2 separate regions of the Homo sapiens genome follow, and region 2 is linked to region 1. A link is a loop called in an ENCODE intact Hi-C map of the cell type or tissue named here. Cell type or tissue: CD14-positive monocyte. All regions are shown on one strand. Each heading gives the region's core, and the rest is flanking DNA. Links, peaks and the distances in the headings are about the cores only. Region 1 has its middle 21 kb from the start of MS4A7. Region 2 overlaps MS4A14 (membrane spanning 4-domains A14).

Region 1 (10,185 bases), core at 2,576-7,575:
GCTTTCTTTAGTGTTGATTCATTCAAGTATTTTATAATTCAAATCATATTTTTTGGCTTACATTCATCAAAACTTATATTTGTTAAAAATTTTCATGATTACTATGTTTTTGTTAGTTTCTCATACTCAGGCACATTTTTTATTAGTAGTATATTATATTATTTGATCATAAAATTGTAAACAACATATTATTATAAATGAATTCCTTTGTCATATTTAAGAATTTTCCTTAGACATTTTATTGCCTAATATTAATACACCATCCTTTGTCTTATTATTTTGCATTTTCTGACCTTTATTTGCCTTTCCTTACCCTTACATTCACTACTATAATAGGAACCTTTGGAATAGAAATGGGATTTTGTCACTGTGCTGCTTATATCCTTCTGTGGCTACACATTGTCTCTATGACAAAGCCCAATGTCTCCAGGAAGCATTCAAAGCCCTGTAAATCTCTCATTTTGCACATCCAGGATCTTATCTCTCTCCCAACTGAATCTGTCACTTCTCCCTCTGTGATAGAATAATACCAAAGTGTTTCCAGGTCTGCTAGTAAGCCAAACTGTTTCAGAACTCTAGTCTCTGCACATTGATCCCTCTACCGAGAATGCATATGGCTACAAGCACCTGCTGTTCTTTGAAAGCATGATTTGAAAGTTAATTTTCAATGGAGCCTCCTCTTCCAAGAGAAGTTTAATATCTGACCTTTGTGCTCCCATGATGCTCCCTATGTACTGTGTGACCTTTGTGCTCCCATGATGCTCCCTATGTACTGTGTTCAAGGGCAGGGACATTATCTTCCACAGGTATTGTTAGTCTCTAGCAGTGTTGCATGCACCAGATACTTAATAAATATTGGCTGAATAAAATAATTCTGAATGGTAGCTCATTTGGACTAGAAACCCAGGATAACTCTAGAAAGGTGGGACAAAAATGGCAGTCTTGTTCACATATACAGTGGCTGTCACTTAGGAGTCCCTCCCGTGTGAAGCAGAGAATTGTTGCTGTACAAATCTGTTTTCAAACATGCCTTCATGGAAAGAGAGTAACAGCAACATGGAAAAATATGTGAATTTGGAACAAGAGCAAAATAAGATGACAGAGCAATAGTAGACAGTGTAATTACTTGATATCAATGCTAGGCAGTGTATTAGCATATTTCTTTTGCACAATTGGGTGCACAATAGTAGCATTAAATGCCGCAGCCTGTGATGTATTCATCAAGACTCCTCAACTCAGTATCAATTTCCTACAGCCTAGAAAAACTGTTTGTCTAAGTATTCATTAGGAAGAGCCACAATTTTTGGTGGGAGGTGAGCTAAACTTTTTACTTGGTTGTGTCAGTGTTTTTCATATATTAATCCAGATAAAGATTTCTATTGCCTCTCTCCAAATCATTTTTCCATTATTTTTCCAAAGAATGGCCTGCTTTCTTAATTTTTCCCTCCTCATTTTCCATCCTTCATTTCCAGGGCCAAGAGTAAAGGGTTTTGATCATTTACTGATATTGTTTGTCTGTGTCCCCACCCAAATCTCATCTTGAATTGTAACTGCCACAATTCCCACGTTTCGTGGGAGGAACCCAGTGGGAGGTGATTGAATTATGGGGGCGGGTCTTTCCTGCACTGTTCTCCTGATAGTGAATGAGTCTCATGAGATGTGATGGTTTTAAAAATGGGAGTTTCCCTGCACAATCTCTCTTCTTTTGTCTGCCTCCTTGTGAGATGTGCCTTCCACTTTCTGCCATGTTTGTGAGGCCTCTCCAGACATGTGGAACTGTAAGTCCAATACACCTTTTTCTTTTGTAAATTGCCTAGTCTCAGGTATGTTTTTACAGCAGTGTGAAAATGGACTAATACATTTACCTATCTAAATTGCAATCTGAATTGGAGAAACAGTGGTCTTTGTGACATTAAATAAATTATTTTTTGTGTTTCTAAATGGAAATGGAGGATGAAAAGGGAGAAGTACATTATCATACAGAGAAAATCTAAACAAAATATGTAGGCTAATGTATCTGAAAACTACAGAGTTGAAGCAAACTTCAAAAAATAGGAACTACTGGTTTAGATGTTTAGATGTCATGGAGACTCCAGCCCATACTCCTGTGTACACCTGTGCAGTGTATTAGCTCTACCCTCTACTGTGTGTTGGCTTAATGCTTAGGCCTATTTCCCACCTCTTAGCAAAAATTTCCACATCAAGTATTGGCCTTACATCCATTTATCATCCTGCAGTTTGGAAGAATAGTGTTGTCTGAAGTTTCAAAACAAGACTATTGATAATCATTCTGACGAGGCCATGTAAGGTTATATGTCCACATTGGTTCAATCATTGCAATGGAAAGTGGGGGTGAAAAGCACTGATTGACTTAGCCTAGAGCCAGAGCACAGTGGAGGCAAGGGCGGACTCAGTCCTCAGAGTTACATGGATCCCCAGTCAGAATTCACAGACTGTTTGAAAGAGGAAAATGGAAGATGGATTCTGGGCAGGCAACAAGCGCATGCTACAGGTCACTCCTTTGTCTGCCCTATGCCCAAAAACACTTTCTTCTGATCCATACTTCCAACAATGATCACAGCTACATGATAGGCATTCAGCTTTTCCCAAGAGGACATCAAGCCAGAAATCTCATGCACTTAACACTGCATTGGAATATGAAGGGAGCTCTGTCTAAACAGGGAACTCTGTCTCAATAGTAACATGTGTTTCTTGGCCAGACAATTGAGCCACCTCCAGGTATGTTCTCCAGGAAGATTGCCTTGGTCCATTGTTCTCTACAACCACATCCAGCATGGGAACTAAAAAATTGCAGCTTCTAGGAGCCCACTTAATATTTGGTACAAATTTGAGGGCCTAGATGCCAATCATCTATAGTTGTTTAATCCATAGGGCAATTCTTGGGTCTTCCACCAAGGAATAAGAAGGAAATTAAACAAAATTTTGTCAGTCTAATAGAATAAATTACAAAAATTTAAAAAATTAAAGCATGGTGAGTAGAAAGAAAAATATACCATGAAACATTTAAAATTTGATATATTAGTAATCAAAATAAAATTGAATACAGAATACTATTTAAAATAAATATTAAATATATTAATAATTAGAAGACATATTTAAAATATACATATAAAATTAAATAAATGACTAAATAAATAAAACACTATGCCCTGAGAAGTGAGTTTTGTGATACTAAAAAAAAGACAATTGAAATATTATTCAAAATATTCAGAAGATTTTTTTAAAAGGGAATGCTCACAAATTTATTTTAAAAGATCTTGATCTAAACCAAACCAGAGCAATAAGAAATGGGAAAATTTTCAGATATTTTTCAATCTCTGAAAAATCATATTTAAAACACAAGGAAATATAATCCCACAGTGTAACATATATCATTCCCAAGGTGTAATTATACTGAGAATGTATGGGTGTTTTAATAATATTTCACTGCGGACTTCAGAGGTTAGCATGATAAAGAAGGCAATCCTGTAGAACTTAGTGAGGGAGCAGGGCACCACGTGGCCACATCACTGTAGACCCTGTCCCTCACAGTGACCTGAAAACAGCCACCACCAATACAGCAGAGCGCACGCACCTAAGCTCCCAGGTATCTGCCATGCAAGGCCACCTAAGCCCCTAGCTATCTGCCATGCAGAGATGGGTTATGGTTTACAGACAGTCCCACCCCTGAAGAGAGCTCTGTCCTTCTGCTATACTGATGGTACTTTGGTGGACTCAGACAAAGGCACTGCCCAACAAGGACTAGACACCCTGTTGATCCACATGCAGCAACACAGCTAGGCCTTTAACACAGACAAGATACAAGGACCTAATGATACCCAAATGAAACTAATAAAACTCCTGGGCATAATTCAGAAAGGAGCAAAGCCTCTCATTGCAAAGATGATTGTCAAGATTTTGACCTTTTTTTTTCCCTCCCCACTCCCTCAAAAAAAAAAAACCCCCAAAAGAGCAGCAATTTGTAGACCTATTTGGCTACTGGCAGCAATCCCAAATACCCCACGTAGATATCCTGAAAGTATTCATCTACTGGCTTACAATAAAGGCCACTACTATGGAGTTGGACCCCGACCAACAGGACACTCAGGAGGACCTCCAAAGGGCCACCCACCCCACCCTTCTCCTGGACCCCATTGACTCCATTTGCTGTTTGAATCACAGGTCTCAGCAACCTCTCAGTTCACTGAGTGGAGCCTATGGCAAAAGAACACACAGGCCATCGGGCTTTGGATTCATAAACGTAACTCCCCACCCCTTAAGTCTGGGCTGTGAATAGTGACTTCCTTTCGAAGAACACAGAATGTAAAGGGGAATAAAAAGAGTAGATTTACAGTGAAGAAGCCTGACATACACTACCTCAATCAAGTGACTAAGATAACAGTGGTAAGTCATGTTGATAGTGTGGACTGTTGATGGGATGTGATGATACTGGCTCTTTACATCTGTGATCTCCTTCCACAAAACCCAAACACCAGTCTAATCTGAGAAAAATATCAGATAAACCCCAACTGAGGGAGTTTCTACAAAACACCTGACCAGTACTCCTCAAAACTCTTAACGTTATAAAACACAAGGAAAGTATGAAAAACTGCCACAGTCTAGAGGGGCCTAAGGAGATGGACACCTGACTGGAATGCTGCACCTTGGATGGGATCCTGGAACAGAAAAAGGACATTAGATCAAAATCTAAGGAAATCTGAATAGGACAGTATGAACGTCAGTTATCAATGTTTGTTCATTAATGGTGTATCATACTAATGTAAGATGTTCATAATTGGAGAAACTGAGTGCAGGGCACAGGAGAACTCTCTGCCATCTTCACAACTCTTCTGTAAATCTAAAACTTTTCTAGTATAAAAGTTTATTTCAAATTGTTTAATTTCTCTTTTGTTTTTCACTCTGTATTCTGCTAAACCATGTTGTCCAACAGAGCTCACTAAAATGGCACATGGTGAATTCACAAAATAAGATGAACTCTCCAATTTTACATTATCAACCATATACACACACAATTTGTATACATACACAGTTTGGTGTAAATTCTCGTTCAATACCAGGTTCCCAGGAAGAAATAAAATAAAAACTTAAACTCCTTTACTTTGGGAGTTAAGCAAACACTCTCAAAATTATTCTGCCCCCATTTTTCTGTTTTGCTACATTTTGTTCAGAGATGTTTCCTTCAGATTCTGCATGGGGTTGGGGATTTTTTTTTTATTGGCATTATTCCAACTTTTCTTAGTACCCGTTTCACATTTGCAAAATAGAGAAGTTGAAACCAAAATCAAGCCCCTTAAACAATTAGCCCAGGGAAAATTACGTTTCTAGACCTCATACTTAATCTAGACCTATGATATTATTTCCAAACACCAAAGCAGTAACTCAGGAGTATCTAAAGAAAGGAGGGTAGATGGAGAACAAGAAACCTTGATTTTCAGCCTCAAGGATGACAATAAACTCCAGATTTCCAGAATCAATGATTTGTCTTAAAATCAGTTGACGCTGAATTCAGGCACCTTTTCATGCTGCTTTCATTGGAGGATGGAGAAATCCACGTGTGCATATTATGTTCCCTCTCAGAGCATTAGAGCCTTAGAGACATTATTGTTGATAAAAAGTGTCAAACTCTGTAAAATATTTGAAGAGATTTATTCTGAGCCTAATATGAGTGACCATGACCCACGACACAGCCTTCAGGAGGTCCTGAGAACATGTGCTCAAGGCTGTTGGGGTGCAGCTTGCTTTTATACATTCTAGGGAGGCATGAGACATCAATCTTATACATTTAAAATATATATTGGTTTGGTCCAGAAAGGTGGGACAATTTGAAGCAGGAAGTGAGTGATGGGGCAGCTTCCGGGCTATAGGTAAATTTAAACATTTTCTGGTTGATAATTGGTCGAATTTATTTAAAGACCTGGAATCAATAGAAAGGAATGTCTGGGTTGAGATAAGAGGCTATGGAGACCAAAGTTTTATCATGCAGATGAAGCCTTCAGGTAGCAGGCTTCAGAGATAATTGGTTGTAAAATATTTCTTTTCTTTCTTTTTTTTTTCTTTTTGAGATGGAGTCTCCCTCTGTCACCCAGGCTGAAATGCAGTGGCACAATCTGGGCTCACTGCAACGTCCACATCCTGAGTTAAAGCGATTCTCCTGCCTCAGCCTCCCAAGTAGCTGCGACTACAGGTGCATGCCATCACACCTCGCTAATTTTTAGTAGAGACAAGGTTTCACCATGTTGGCCAGGCTGGTCTCCAACTCCTGACCTAAAGTGATCCACATGCCTTGGCCTCCCAAAGTACTGGGATTACAGGCGTGAGCCACCACTCCCAGCCATGGCTGTAAAATGTTTCTTATCAGACTTAAAGTCTGTGTTGATGTTAATGCTGGAGAGGTATAAAGAGGCATGTCTCAACCACACTTCCCATCATGGCCTGAACCAGTCTTTCAGGTTACATTTTAAAAGAGCCCTGGCTGAGGAGGAAGTCCATTCAGATACTTGGGGCCTTAGAATTTTATTTTTGGTTTACATTGTGGTACTTTTGCAAAGTTTGGATATTTGATGGTGGTCCCAGGTGTCAAAGTCACTCTTGAGGCACTTCTGTCCCATTGGCCTTGCTCAAAACCTCCTGATGTTTTTTTCCTCTCTGGTCTCTGTGTTCCTGGCATCCTCATGTTGCATCAAGTGAAATCTGTCTCTAGTGACAAAAGTCCTTTGCCACAGTAGCTATGGCCACTATTTCTTTCAATGCACTCACTTAGGCTTCTAAAGCAAACCTTACAGGCACAATTTTCCTCTTGTCCTCACTGTAATTTCAGCCAAAGAACACCTCTGAGAGAAAGGCTGAACCAAAGCTGCTATGAGGGCCTAGGGAGCCAGTGGCCCTTGGAGGCTCAGGACAGCTAGTCACGGTGCCACTGTGCTCCATTCTAGAACTGAGCATCTCCTCAGCCTTTGAACTGTCAGGCCTGAGTGTGGTGCTTCATACGAAAATGCTGTAGTACTTCAGAGAAACAGAAATGTTTCTTTTCTTTGGAGCATTTATTTCTGCAGGATTTATATATGACCCTAGAATTCTGCATCCTTTTAAAGCATTCCCACATTTTGGAAGGCTTTTGCTAAGCTGCTAACAATTCATCTGCTTCTTAAATGGATCCATTTCCATATCTGTTGATGTAAAGTTGATGTGGTTCATTGATTACACTATATTCTGTTGGTTTGTTTTTTGTTTGTTTGTTTGTTTGTTTTGCTTTCTGGCCTGGACATTTTTGTCTTCCTAACATACCTCTTACATTGATTCTTCAAGATGCTTAGTGTTCCCAAAGCATCCATTGTTCAAACAAGGCTTGTCCACTTCATCTCCCAGTGTCCCATGACCCCCCTAAATGACATACTACTGTGTTACCAGTGCGGAACCAACACTGGACTTGATTGTTGACTTCAAACCACCCAATCAAGGCTACAACAGATGTAACACAGGATTTTTCTTGGCCTCTTTGCCAGCTGAAGACCTCCAGCCAGTGACACCCCTGCCCAGGCTTTGCTTGGGCCCAGGCTTACTGCAGGAGATGCCCTATCTACTCAGCCTGGCAGGCCACACCTGTCTTGCACTCCAGCACAGATCCCATGGCCACTGCAACTGTGCAATAAGCCTCTGGTGGGAGGGGGTGTGTGAGTAAGCAAGTGTGGGGTTGGGCCAGCTATTTCAATCACCGGCACAGGAGTGGGCTCTGTGCAGGGCTTGCAGCTGGACCAGGCATGTCACAAGCAACTCCCGCAGTGGACTCTGGCATTCAGACAAGAGGAACATGGTGGTACCCAGGCAGGGATGCCCATATCCCTGAAGCCCCAGAGGGGGTGTTGCCACATTCTAATAGCTCTTTTAGTTCTGCCATCTGCAGCCCAGTGAACAGCGGCATGTTAACAGCTCTGTCAGTCCCATTGCCCTAATCCTGCCCATGGCTCTGGGGCTAGCTCGGTCCTGCTGCTACTTCCTGTTGCATGGGGTGGCTGCCCTCCACTGGCGAAGGGGAAAGGGCCACAGTGTTACAGCTTTTTTTGTACTCACATTCAGTGGGTCCTGAGTTATTGTCCCACGTTCAAGAAGAATGAGGTTATGTTGACAATTGAAGGGTGAGGAGGGTGGGGAAGAATTTTATTAAGTGACAAAACAACTCTCAGCAGAGAGGGGGTTACAAGGATGGTCCCCCACCCAAAGTCAGGTGGTCTCTCTCACCCAGAGGTGGGCAGTTCCCATGTGGCTGAGTCCCAGGCTTTTATGGGCTCAGAATGGAGGAGTGCAGGCTGATTAGTTTGTGAGTATGCAGAAAAGGCTAAAACAAAGACACCACTCAAAAGTGGGCATGACAATGTAAAAGGCCAATTATGGAAGTGTAGGTACATGTAAAACAGGGGAAGGGTGGTGAAGGGTGGGGACCAATCAGAGAAAAGCATGCCAAATGGGAAGAGAGGTTCTCCATCCAGCCTCAGATTTATCTGAGACTTGTAGCTTGGCTTTCAGGCTTTAAACTCTCTTTGGGTTAAAGGTGGTGTTCACCGGACTCCTGCCCCTGTCTGCCTACGATTGTCTACCTCCTGGCGCTGTCAGATGCATCAATCTCCCCAAGTACTTGCTTTAATTTATTTTTCAAAGTTCCTAGTCTTTGAACATATGTTTTTAGGAGAACTAAGGGACTAGGAATATAAATAATACCCCTTTCTTCTAGTCCCATATTTACAGTGACTTGCAAAATAAGATACAGCAAATGCTCAGGTGAAAAACCAAAATACCACTTTATTCCTGATATGCTGAAGGAAAAGCATTCCTTCAGTTCAAGGCCAAATGAAATTCAATTGATGTGTCCAACCAGTCACTGGCAGAGCTGGGTCACCCCAGGCCTCCCCCATAAGAGGAGGCACCTCCAAACCCTAGCAAGGGAAGGGAAGAACAGATGATAGTGGTTTCTAGCAGGCAGACTGTCTCCAAAACAAATGAAGAAACACAGATGGGCTGAGCCACACAAGCCCAAGCCCTCCTTCCAAACTCTGCAACTTTGTGCAGCATTCCTCCTTCCCTGAAGAGAACCAGGTTAAGGAGAGGAAAGAAACAGGTGTGTTTCTCTATAGGAAGTTCTGCTGGAAGGAAATGTGAGGCTGGAGACAGATGAAGTTCCCTCCTAACTGTGGCTACCTCTGGGGAAGGAGGGAGGGGGAGGAGGAGACAGGGAGAGCTTTGGGGCTACCTGCAGCATTTTATTTCTGTAGAGAGGAAAAAAGTGAATCTAAATAATCATGTAAAATGATAATATCACTTGAATCACTGGGGGAAATATGTAGATACCTGTTTTATTATTTTCTGCATTTTTATCTATGTGTATAAAGTTTTGGAATTAGCATATAAACATTATAAATTATTCTGAGTCATTTATCATCTCACCTTTCTATATATCTGATTCTTTCAGAAGGAATACAGAAAAGAAAAAGAAGAAAATATAAGTCTCCTATGAACCTCAAAGTTATTTTATTATTATTTAATGTACCATTTTTATACAGCTCTGAAATGTATAAAAGTCCCTGAGTGGCAAATATTTATAGTTGTTTTTCCTCATTTGACCTTCTTGCCTTCCTCCTTTTTTGTGTGTTTCACTGTAGCCCCCTCAGACAACAGTGAGTACTCTTTTCAGGACAAAATGTCAGGTGTGAGTCATAAAGTGCAAAGGAACTATACCCTCCAGAACGATGGGAAGGAAAACTTTCTGCCTAAGAGATACTTCATATTAACCAAGCAGTAGATTTCTTCTCAAACAAATGGAAAGCAATTGAAGAGAAACCTCATGAAAACATAGCACATTTTTGTTTCCCAACAGTTATAAACAACCCAGTTTTCCTTTCCCTTCTCACCCCATGTTCAGACACCATGAGTGTTTCCCAAACTTTGGAAACAAAGACCTAAGTTTCAGGTTCCTGCAATGACCTGTTGCTGACATTCTACTGCAGTCGTCAGAGTAAGTATGGTGGCAGAGTTGCAGCTGGCTTGGAAGATTTATTTTTATTTCTAAGGACAGAAGCAAAGGAAGCCCCCACGTTCACTCACTGAAAATAACAATTGGCCATCTGCATTTGTTTCTGCCGCAGCTTCAAAAGCCAAGGTAGAGAGCCTGCTGGT
Region 2 (10,185 bases), core at 2,469-7,468, 58 kb after region 1:
CTTTTGATGCACAAAAGTTCTTTATGAAGTATAATTAATCTATTATTTTGTTGTTTTCTGTGCCTTTCTTGTCACATCCATGAAATTATTGCCAAATTGTCATGAAGATATCTTCCAACTTTTTTCCATGAAATGTATGGTTTTAGCTCTTAGGCTTAGTGTCGGATTGATTTTGAGTTAATGTTTGTATATGGTATAAGGTAAGGGTCCAACTCTATTCTTTCACATGTGGATGCCCAGTTATTCCAGCATCATATGTTGAAAAAATTCCTTTCCCCATTGAATATTCTTGGTGTCTATGTTGAAAATTGATTTACTATATATGTGATATAAGTGAGCATTTATTTCTGAATGATTCCATTGGTCTATATATCTTCCCTTATGCCAGGTACCATATTTTTTGGGTTTTTTTTTTTGTTTGTTTTTTGTTTTTTGTTTTGATGGAGTCTTGCTCTGTCACCCAGGCTGGAGTGCAGTGGTGAGATCTCAGCTCACTGCAAACTCTGCCTCCCGGGTTCAAGCAATTCTTCTGCCTCGGCCTCCTAAGTAGCTGGGACTATAGGCGCATGCCACCATGCCAGGCTAATTTTTGTATTTTTAGTAGAGACGAGGTTTCACCACATTGGCCAGGCTCATCTCGAGCTCCTGACCTCAGGTGATCCACCCGCCTCGGCCTCCCAAAGTGCTAGGATTACAGGCATGAGCCACTGTGCCCGGCCCTGTATTGTTTTAATTAGTGTAGCTTTACAGTACGTTTCAAAGTTGGAAAGTATAATCACTCAAACTGTATTATTCTTTTTCATTATTGTTTTGGCTATTCAGGGCCTCTTAAAATTCAATATGAACTTGAGGATCCATTTTTCCATTTATAAGAAAAAGACTGTTGGAATTTTGATAGAAATTGTATTGAATCTGTATATTGCTTTGAGCAGCACTGACATCTTAACAATTTTAAATCTTCTTATACGTGAACACAAGATGTCTTTTCATTTATTTAGGTCTCCAATTACATTCAGCAATGATTTATATTTTTTAGCATAGAGGTCTTTCATCCCATTGGTTAGATTTATTCTAAAGTATGTAATTATTTTAGGTGGCATTATAAATGAAATTGCTTTTTAAATGTTATTTTCATATTGTTTATTGCTGTTATACAGAAACAACAATGATTTTTTGTGGGTTGCTCTTGTATCTTGAACCTTGTTGCAATCCTGTATTAGGTCTAGTAGCTTTCCTGTGGATTTGGGAGGATTTTCTATATAGGAAGATCATGTCATCTGGAAATACAGATGGCCTTAATCTCCTCTTTTCTAATTTGGATGAATTTTATTTCTTTTTATTTTCTAATAGCTCTAGCTAGAACTTTTAGTACAATATTTAATAGCAGCAGTGAAAGAAAGCATTCTTATATAGTTCCTGATCTTAGGGGGAAAGCTTTTAATCTTTCACCACTGAGTATGATATTAGCTGTGGGTGTTTTATAAATAAACTTTACATATTGAGGAATTTTCCATCTCTTCCTAGTTTTATGAGAGGTTTTCTCATGAAAGGCATTTCATCAAATGCCTTTTCTACTCCAAGTGAGATGACTGTGTGGGGGTTTTCCAACATTATATTAATGTAATGTATTACATTTATTGATTTTCTTATTGTACCATCCTTGTATTTTGCTTATCAATTTCACTTCATCATATGAATAATCCTTTTCTAATATTTTGTTGGCAATTTTTGTATCTACACTTATAAAGGATATTAATCTGTAATTTTCTTTTCTTGCAGCATAATTATCTGTTTTTGGTATCAAGGTAATGGTGGCCTCATAGAATGAGTTAGGCAATTTTCCCTTCTCTTCAAGTTTTCAGAAGAGTTTGAGAATAATTGTTTTTTTTTTTTCTTTAAATTTTGGTAGAATTCACTGGTGAAGCCATCTGATCCAGAAGTTTCCTTTGTTAGGAACTTTTAGATTACGAATCTTTTTACTTGTTATGGATCTGTAAAGATTTTCTATTTCTTCTTGAATCATTTTAGGTAATTTGTGTGTTGCAAGGAATTTGCCCATTTCTTATACAGTATCTGATTTCTTGGCATATAAGTTTTTATAGTATTCTTTTACAATACTTTATACTTTTACTCTCTATAAGGTCAGTAATAATGTCTTACTTTTATGTCTTGTTTTAATTGTTTTATTGTCTTTTTGCTTTTCAGTATAGGTAAAGGTTTATCAATTTTGTTGATCTTTTAAAAGAATCAACATTTGGGTTCATTGATTTTCTCTATTGTTTTTCAATTCTCTATGGAGATTTCTCTTCTGCCCCACTAAAATTATGCTAGAGTAATTCTTGAAATCAGATAGTATAAATCTTCCAACTTTGTTATTTTTCAAAATTGTTTTGGCTGTTCTAGGTCATATGAATTTCCACATAAGTTTTAGAATTCGTTTATTGATTGCTACAAAAATCTTGCTGGGATTTTGGTTGGAATTGTACTGAGCCTATAGATAATTTATAAACAATTTACTTCTTAGTAATATGTAGTCTTCTGATCCATGTCCATGAAACATGTCTGTATTTTCTTACATCTCATTTCATTTCTCTCAGCACTATTTTATTATTTACAATGTATAAGCCTTATGCATACTTTGTTAAATGTATCTGTAATTATTTCATTTTTTCTTGATATTGTACATGGTATTTTTAATTTTATTTTTTAAATGTTCATTCCCACATATAGAAATGCAATTTATTTTTATATACTGGTCTACTATGACCTTTCTAAACTAACTTATTAGTTCCCATAGCTTTTTTTTAATAGAGTTTCTAGAATTTTCTTAGTAGATAACCATTTTAAGTATTAATAAAGACATTTTTACTCCCAAACTTTATGCCTCATTTTTCTTGCCCTATTACACTGTGTAGTCTCCAATACAATGTTTAAAATAAGTGATGAAAATAGCAATCTTTCCTTGTTCTTGATCTTAGGGTGAAAATGTTCAATATTTTACCCTTAAATATGATGTTTTTTGTAGGTTTTTTACAGAGTAAATTTACCCTGTTGCGCAGATTTTTTAAAATCATGAATGGGTATTGGCTTTTGTCATTTTTCATCTCATGCTTTCATCTTTATCGTATTATCTGTATATTACACAACTAGAGGAGAGTACAAACCCTGTTTTAAGCCCTTTAGAAACAATACTAAAATAAGTTACACTAAATAACTCTTCAATTGAATTTAGTGAATACAGATCTTTAATCCACTAATGGCACAGTAATGTGCAAAGTACAACAGGGGATTCAAAAATAATAAAATATGTACCTTGATCTCAAGAAAAGGAAAGGGAAAGTGAACTCTACATTTACGGAGAAATTTCTCTGTGCCAGTTTCTGTGCTTGAAAGTATTATTTCATTTGGTCTTTAGTCTTAGCCACCCTGAAGTAGGAAGTAGGTGACGTTATTAATACAAGAAGCATAGATCAGAGAGGAAAGCACAGGACCTCAGATTCAACTACAATTTTTAAATCCTTCCCAAGTAAACAGCTCTACGATACTGGTCTGGTTATTTAACATCTCTGAACCTCAATTCCCTCAATTCTAAAAGAAGGATAATAACTTCATAGGGATGTCATACCAATTTTTGTGATGACTTTGGAACATTGTCTAGCATCTGGTAATCACTGAGTTCTCATTAATGGATGAGGAAATTTAAAATCATAGCACTTAAGAGCTTTAATAAACAGAGAAACTATAATTATTTCTTCCAAACCTCTTTTTAAGTGGAAGAATAAATTAAAATTCACATGAAACAAAGTTTGAGGATTCTTAGAAATATAGAAATCTCTTCCAAAGTACCATTTATACTCACATAAATAGTCCTTCAATAGGGATAAAATATAGGTGTGAAAAACTAATTAGAAGAATGGGAAATGCAATGTATTATTTCAGAGAATGTGTAGATTCTCAATCTAGGCCTGCTATTAGCAAACGAGGTAAGCATAATTAATTCATTTAATCACTGAGTTCTGATCCACTTCATCAAATAGAACAAGTAGTCTATTCTGACTATGAATTATCTCAGAAAGGTGTAATTCATGGAGTCAGAATAAAAAGCAGCAGGTTGTGCTGCAGTAACAACCTCCTAAAAATTATAATAATAAAATGAGAACTAATGGGAAGCATTGCAGGTTGTATCAGATGTGGTCACTTAGCTGTTTAAAAAACTCCAATTGCTTCCTCTTATTTGTAAAGGAAAGTCCAAATTTCCTAGCCTAGCATACCATCTAATAATATCAGTAATATCTAACTGCTTACCATCTGCCATCACACCATGCTATATCACAACCTTGTGTTTTTGTACCCGCTATTCCACTGCTGCTTCTACCTGGATTCTGACTCCTGTCTTATTTCATCTTACCGTCTATGCCTGAGTAATTCCTACTCAGCTGTTAAGATATAGATTAAATATTGCCTCTTCTGTAAAGCATTTCCAGGTTGTCTCAGAATTAGGTCATCTTCTATGTTCCCATAAAGCACTAAGTACCTATTTATGTAATTGCATTTGCTGAATTGTATTACTATTATCTATTTATATGTTGATGTACAGATAGTTGTGAGCACCTTAAGGGAAAATCCCACATCTAATTGTCTTTGATTCCCAGCATTTAGTTCATCTGGGTGATCAATAAACTATTATAGATTAAGCATGAATATATGAATATTGACTAGATGATATAAAATGTCTCAGAAGCTTTATAATATTAAGTATGGGAGGAATTTTTGAGGCAATCTTAATCAAATTCCTCTGTTCAATATTTGAAAGACTAAAAGGTGATGACTTCTAAAATAATACCAATAAGTTAATGGTAAAGGCAGGACTGGCATTCGTTTTCTGCCTTCTCATTTAGATGTTATTTCCTATCTACTGTCTTAAGTCAGAAATGAAAAGTAACTTGGAAAACAAAAAAAAAATCAGACATGATTCTGTCATATTAATTACCCTCATCCTTGCTTTTATAGGTTCTGTTTTTCTTGCCTTCGGATGTTACTCAAAATAGTGAACAACCTGCCCCAGAAGAAAATGATCAATTACAATTTGTGCTTCAAGAAGAGTTTTCCAGTGATGATTCAACAACAAATGCACAATCTGTTATCTTTGGAGGCTATGCTTTCTTCAAGTTAACACTCTCTAGGAGTCCTTTAGTCTCCCAACCAGGTAATAAAGGTAGAGAATTTGTGCCAGATGAACAAAAGCAAAGTATCCTTCCATCTCCCAAATTTTCAGAGGAAGAAATTGAACCTTTGCCTCCCACACTAGAGAAAAAGCCCTCAGAAAATATGTCCATTCAGCTAGACTCTACATTTAAACAAATGAAAGATGAAGATCTACAATCTGCTATTGTACAACCTTCTCAAATGCAAACCAAGCTTCTGCAGGACCAAGCTGCGTCACTCCAAGTTTTTCCATCCCATTCTGCACTAAAACTCGAAGATATATCACCTGAAGACTTGCCATCCCAAGCTCTACCAGTAGAAGGCCTGTCAGAACAAACCATGCCATCTAAGTCTACATCATCCCATGTCAAACAGTCTTCTAATCTGACAGCTAATGACCTGCCCCCTCAAGGCATACTATCCCAAGACACATCATCTCAAGATATGCTGTTTCATGACATGACATCCCAAGATATGCAATCCCTAGATATGCTATCTCAAGACACACCATCCCACGCCATGCCACCTCAAGACATACCTTCCCAAGATATGCTATCCCAAGCTCTATCAGCGCATGCCATATTACCTGAAGCCTCAACATCCCATATTGTGCAGTTCCCTGAAATACAACACCTACTTCAGCAGCCCCCAGATCTTCAACCAGAAAACACTGAACCTCAAAACCAGCAAATTTTACAAATGTCATATCAAGATATTAGATCAGAAGTTATGGAAGAGACCAAAGAATGGAAATCTGAGGAGGAACTCCATAGAAGAAAATCCTCAAGACGGCATTCCTTAAACCAGCAAACCAAAGCCTTGCAATACTTAAGGAGACATTCTTTAGACGTGCAAGCCAAAGGCCAGAAATCCTCAAAGAGGCATTCCTTAGATCAGCAAAGCAAAGGCTGGCAATCTCCAAAGCAGAAATCCTTAGACCAGCAAATCAAAGACTGGCTATCCCCAAAGAGGCACTCCGTAGATAAGCAAGCTCAACTTAATCAAACTAAAGAGCAACTCCCAGATCAGCAAGCTGAAGATCAGCAAGCCAAAGGGGAACAATACCCAGAAGGACAATCTAAAGATGGACAAGTTAAAGACCAGCAGACTGATAAGGAGCAAAACTCAAAGAAGCAAACCCAGGATCAGCAAACTGAAGACCAGCCGGCCCAAGAGAAGAAATCCCCGAAAGGACAATTCCAAAATGTTCAAGCCGAAGGACAGCAAGCTCAGGTGGAGAAAGTGCCAAAACTGTTATGCCAAGATTCAGAATCCCAAATACAGCAATACCAATTCTGGCAATTCCACAAAGGCAATCTCCAGGCTGGACAACCCAGGACTGTCAATCTTTTGGCCAAGAATCCCCTGACTGGATAACTCAGGGCTGGAGAAACAAAGATTATAAAGCACGAGAATGGCAATTTGAAATGAAGCACTGGCAAACACAGGATCTATTAGAGAAAGAAGCCCTAAAGCAGAAAGCTCTATACCAAGAAGTCCAAACCCAGCACGCAACAGCCCAACATAACCTAGAATGTCAAGACACTCAAGATAAAGACCAACAAGACCTTCAATCCAGAGTTACACAAAAAGGAGATATGTACACTAGAGACATCAAACCAGGGGACATGAAATGTATAGGGCAAACCTCAGGGGACCTGCAATCAGAAGACGTGAAGGCAGATTTTCATTCTTCTTCTGGCCAAAGCTCAGTACAAGACACATGTTTAGCCTATTTGTCCAATCTAGATTCAGAACAAGATGTGCAACCAGACACTTCAGCTTCCTCAAATTCATATAAAGAAGATGTGAATTTAACTTCTACTTCATGTGATCCAAAAGATCAACAGCAATCTGAAGACTCTGACTAACATGCAGAATCTACCCAATACCACACTGCCCCCATTAATGGAATTAAATTGGGAAAAACAATATTGCCTCCTCCAATCTGTGTTCTCAACTGTGGTTGCCACCTCATTAACTTACAAAAAAATGAAGGGCATGCTGAGCACTCAAACAATTTGTTCTTACTTAAAATAAAATGACAACAAACCAAATGTTAACACTGTATCATCACTTTATGTATGTGAAGAAATAATTCACATGTATATTCCTTGTCATCAAAGTTAGTGTTTCAGTTTATAATCACGATTTCATTTTATAACTTAATGTTTAATGGCCCTACTTTGGTATGATGCTAGTATTTTTCATCTCCCCCTTTTGGCATTATAGGAGTTCAGAAAATCAACCACAGGGAAGTCTATGAAGGCTCTCTAAGGGTTCAAGAACCAAAAGAGTCAGCAAGGAACAAAAATTTCTCCCATTTCCCTGTCTTGCTGTTTCCAATCCTCTTATTTACTCTCCCTCCTCATATTTATGTTGAGGATATATGGACTGAGTTTGCTCAATTATTAATGAGGTAGAATGTGGCAATGAATACAGAATGTGATGATGGAGTGGGAGGGATTAAGAGATATCTAGAGACAGGAAAGTAGAAATTAGGGAAGAACAGAGATGCAGATGTCATAATAGAAAATATGACATACTGTATTGTATTCAGTGAAGCTTCAGCTCCCTTCTTTATGCCTGCATTTACTGATTATAATTTCTCAACCCTTATGATACATAATTTCATCCTCTGTCATCAAAGGAAATTGTGTTATCAAAAGCTATCAGTTACCTCAATCTTCCAAGCCTAATCGTGTTTTTTCAATCCTCTTTCCCTTTATCTCTGATACATTTGGAAAGGTTAACAATCCCTTTTCTTTCAATTTTTATCACCCCCATTAACTTCTGTGTTTTGCACTTCCTGTTTCAAAAATTCTATAATAGGTATTTCTAGGGATCTCTCCCCAACTTTATTCATTTTTTGTAATGACAATTCACTATTACAGTTCTCTCACCTTCTTGTGAATAATCCAGACTGTGTCATATTTGTGTCTTCTACAGAATTTCAGCACAAAGGCTTGATTCAAGAATACATTCAATAAAACATTTTTAAGGGCATAAATGGGAGCTTGGAGTCTCTACTTAGAGGTGAACAGAGAAGTTATATGTAGTAGTATAATAAGATACAGAGCTCCTTATGACTGGCTACATGTTCCTTGCTGCCTGTGCCTTTGTAGTAAAATATTAGCTTCCTGAGCTTCACATGATTGCTTGACCTTGATAGAGTCCTTACCTGAGTTAGCCTTTAGTTCCTGAATGACCACCACCTGGTATTTAACTTACTCTGAATAATACTAATAATTTCTACCTTTTCCTTTAGCTAGATTAGCACGTTTCTACAGTGCTTATGTAGAGTTTAACTTTCAGTCTACAAACTTGGGTGTTTAGGAAGTATATATATATATATATATATATATATATATATGTATGTATATATATATATATATATATGTATGTATATATATATATATAGAGAGAGAGAGAGAGAGTGTATATATATATATATATATACACACACACACACAATTTTGTATCAAATTCTTTGAGAATCCAGCCCACACAGTTACTCTTGCCAGTTCATCCCTATATCTACCCAACATACACAAATACATTTCTGCAGAAATGTACAAAGATCCTGGAATCTTAAATAGTGCCAAGTCACTGGAGAGGCAATTTCCATCATCAGCGACTAGTCCACACCAGTTACCACTGAGAAACTTATAGGCCAAGTTCAAATATACCGTATGTGTCCTGTGAACTTGTTGCTTCTATGCTACATTTGGAACATGGAAATTTTTCCAAAATTGCAAGAATACAACGCCTATAGGTTAGACTTACAATATGAGAATGGAAGAATGTAAAAAACCACTTCTTCTGAGGCCTTTCCATCCCACTGAGGGAGATGCTAAGGGGCAAGTCAGAAGCTCCCAAGGCCCCCAGAACCCATAGTAACCTTTCTAGTCTACAGAAGACTCTCTTTTCTCTCTGTTTCTTGAAGGCATTTTCCCTTGACCTCCCCTTTCTGAGACACCTAATACTGTCCTATCAATGAGTTTGGGTCTGAAGTTGACAAAATCAAATGTGTTTAAGACCCATAAGGAAAAATAATGTTTGAAGTATCTGTTTAAAAGACAAAATGCAAAAGGCTGTGGGAAACTAGAAAATTTATGATTTGCTTAAAGGCAACCTAATTTTTTTATTAAAAACTGTCTTATTACAAATATAATATGTGTTTCCTAGAATATGTCAGGCTTCTTTGTAGTAAAATTGGGAAAAGTTGATTTGAGATACTGCTACCTTACACACTCAGTTCCCAAGAACTGTGGAAAAAAAAATAAGCTGGCTGCTTACAATTGCATTTTCATTTACTAGAATCAACAACCTACAGCTAAATTATACTTCCCAGCCACCTTGCATCTAGGTAGGTGAGATGGTAACTATTGCCAATGGAATGTAAAGTTTGACTCCTAAAATCACCAACATTATATCTACAATATTTTTTTCCCTCATGCACTGGCTAGATGCAGAGAATCTAGGATCCACAAGACCCTGAGTCTCTAGAGAATGGAGCCTGGTCCATAAATCGTGGTGTGGATTACTTCCAGTTTGAATATTCAACTGGATTGTGATCTAAAAGAAAAACCCATATTAGGGCAAGGAATGCATGGAGCTGTTTGGCTAGAAGGTAGTCTAAGCTGAGTAATAGAGTCTTTAAGGCACAAAAAAGTCAAATCTTGCTCAAAATGGCAGGACTCCTACTCGTATCTCCTTGTGTTAGTTACCTATTGCTGCATAACAAATTACCACAAAGGTAGCTGCTTAAAACAACAAGCTTATTATCTCTCAGTTCAGAAGCCCAGGAAAGCTTGGTTAAATTATTTGTACAGAATATCACATGGCTAAAATCAGAGGACTGGCCAGGGCAGTGGTTCTGGGGTTGAGCTCCTCTTCAAAGTTCATCCATTGTTGGAAGAATCCAGTCCTCACGGCTGCAGGACTGAGGTTCCCATTTCCTTGCTGGCTGTCAACTGG

Evidence for each region. Hi-C counts contacts between places; a loop is a spot of excess contacts. Peaks named below come from ENCODE experiments on the same cell type or tissue, not always from the same donor. Only the 100,000 strongest peaks of a DNase experiment are listed, where the experiment ranks them.
Region 2: it touches region 1 in a loop (8-fold over the local background); 1 of 110 quality-filtered maps calls a loop at or near these places.

The regions. Positions count from the first base shown.
Region 1 is chr11:60,352,702-60,362,886 of GRCh38, forward strand. No RefSeq gene overlaps it. Among named protein-coding and RNA genes, the nearest start is that of MS4A7, 21 kb to the right of the region's middle. In CD14-positive monocyte, for the core only: no CTCF peak of the experiment used is centred there; a DNase peak (open chromatin) is centred at 5,260.
Region 2 is chr11:60,410,427-60,420,611 of GRCh38, forward strand. It overlaps MS4A14 (membrane spanning 4-domains A14), which reads left to right. Exons shown (of 5, transcript NM_032597.5): 5 at 5,011-7,330. The coding sequence ends at 6,582. Among named protein-coding and RNA genes, the nearest start is that of MS4A5, 14 kb to the right of the region's middle. In CD14-positive monocyte, for the core only: no CTCF peak of the experiment used is centred there; no DNase peak of the experiment used is centred there.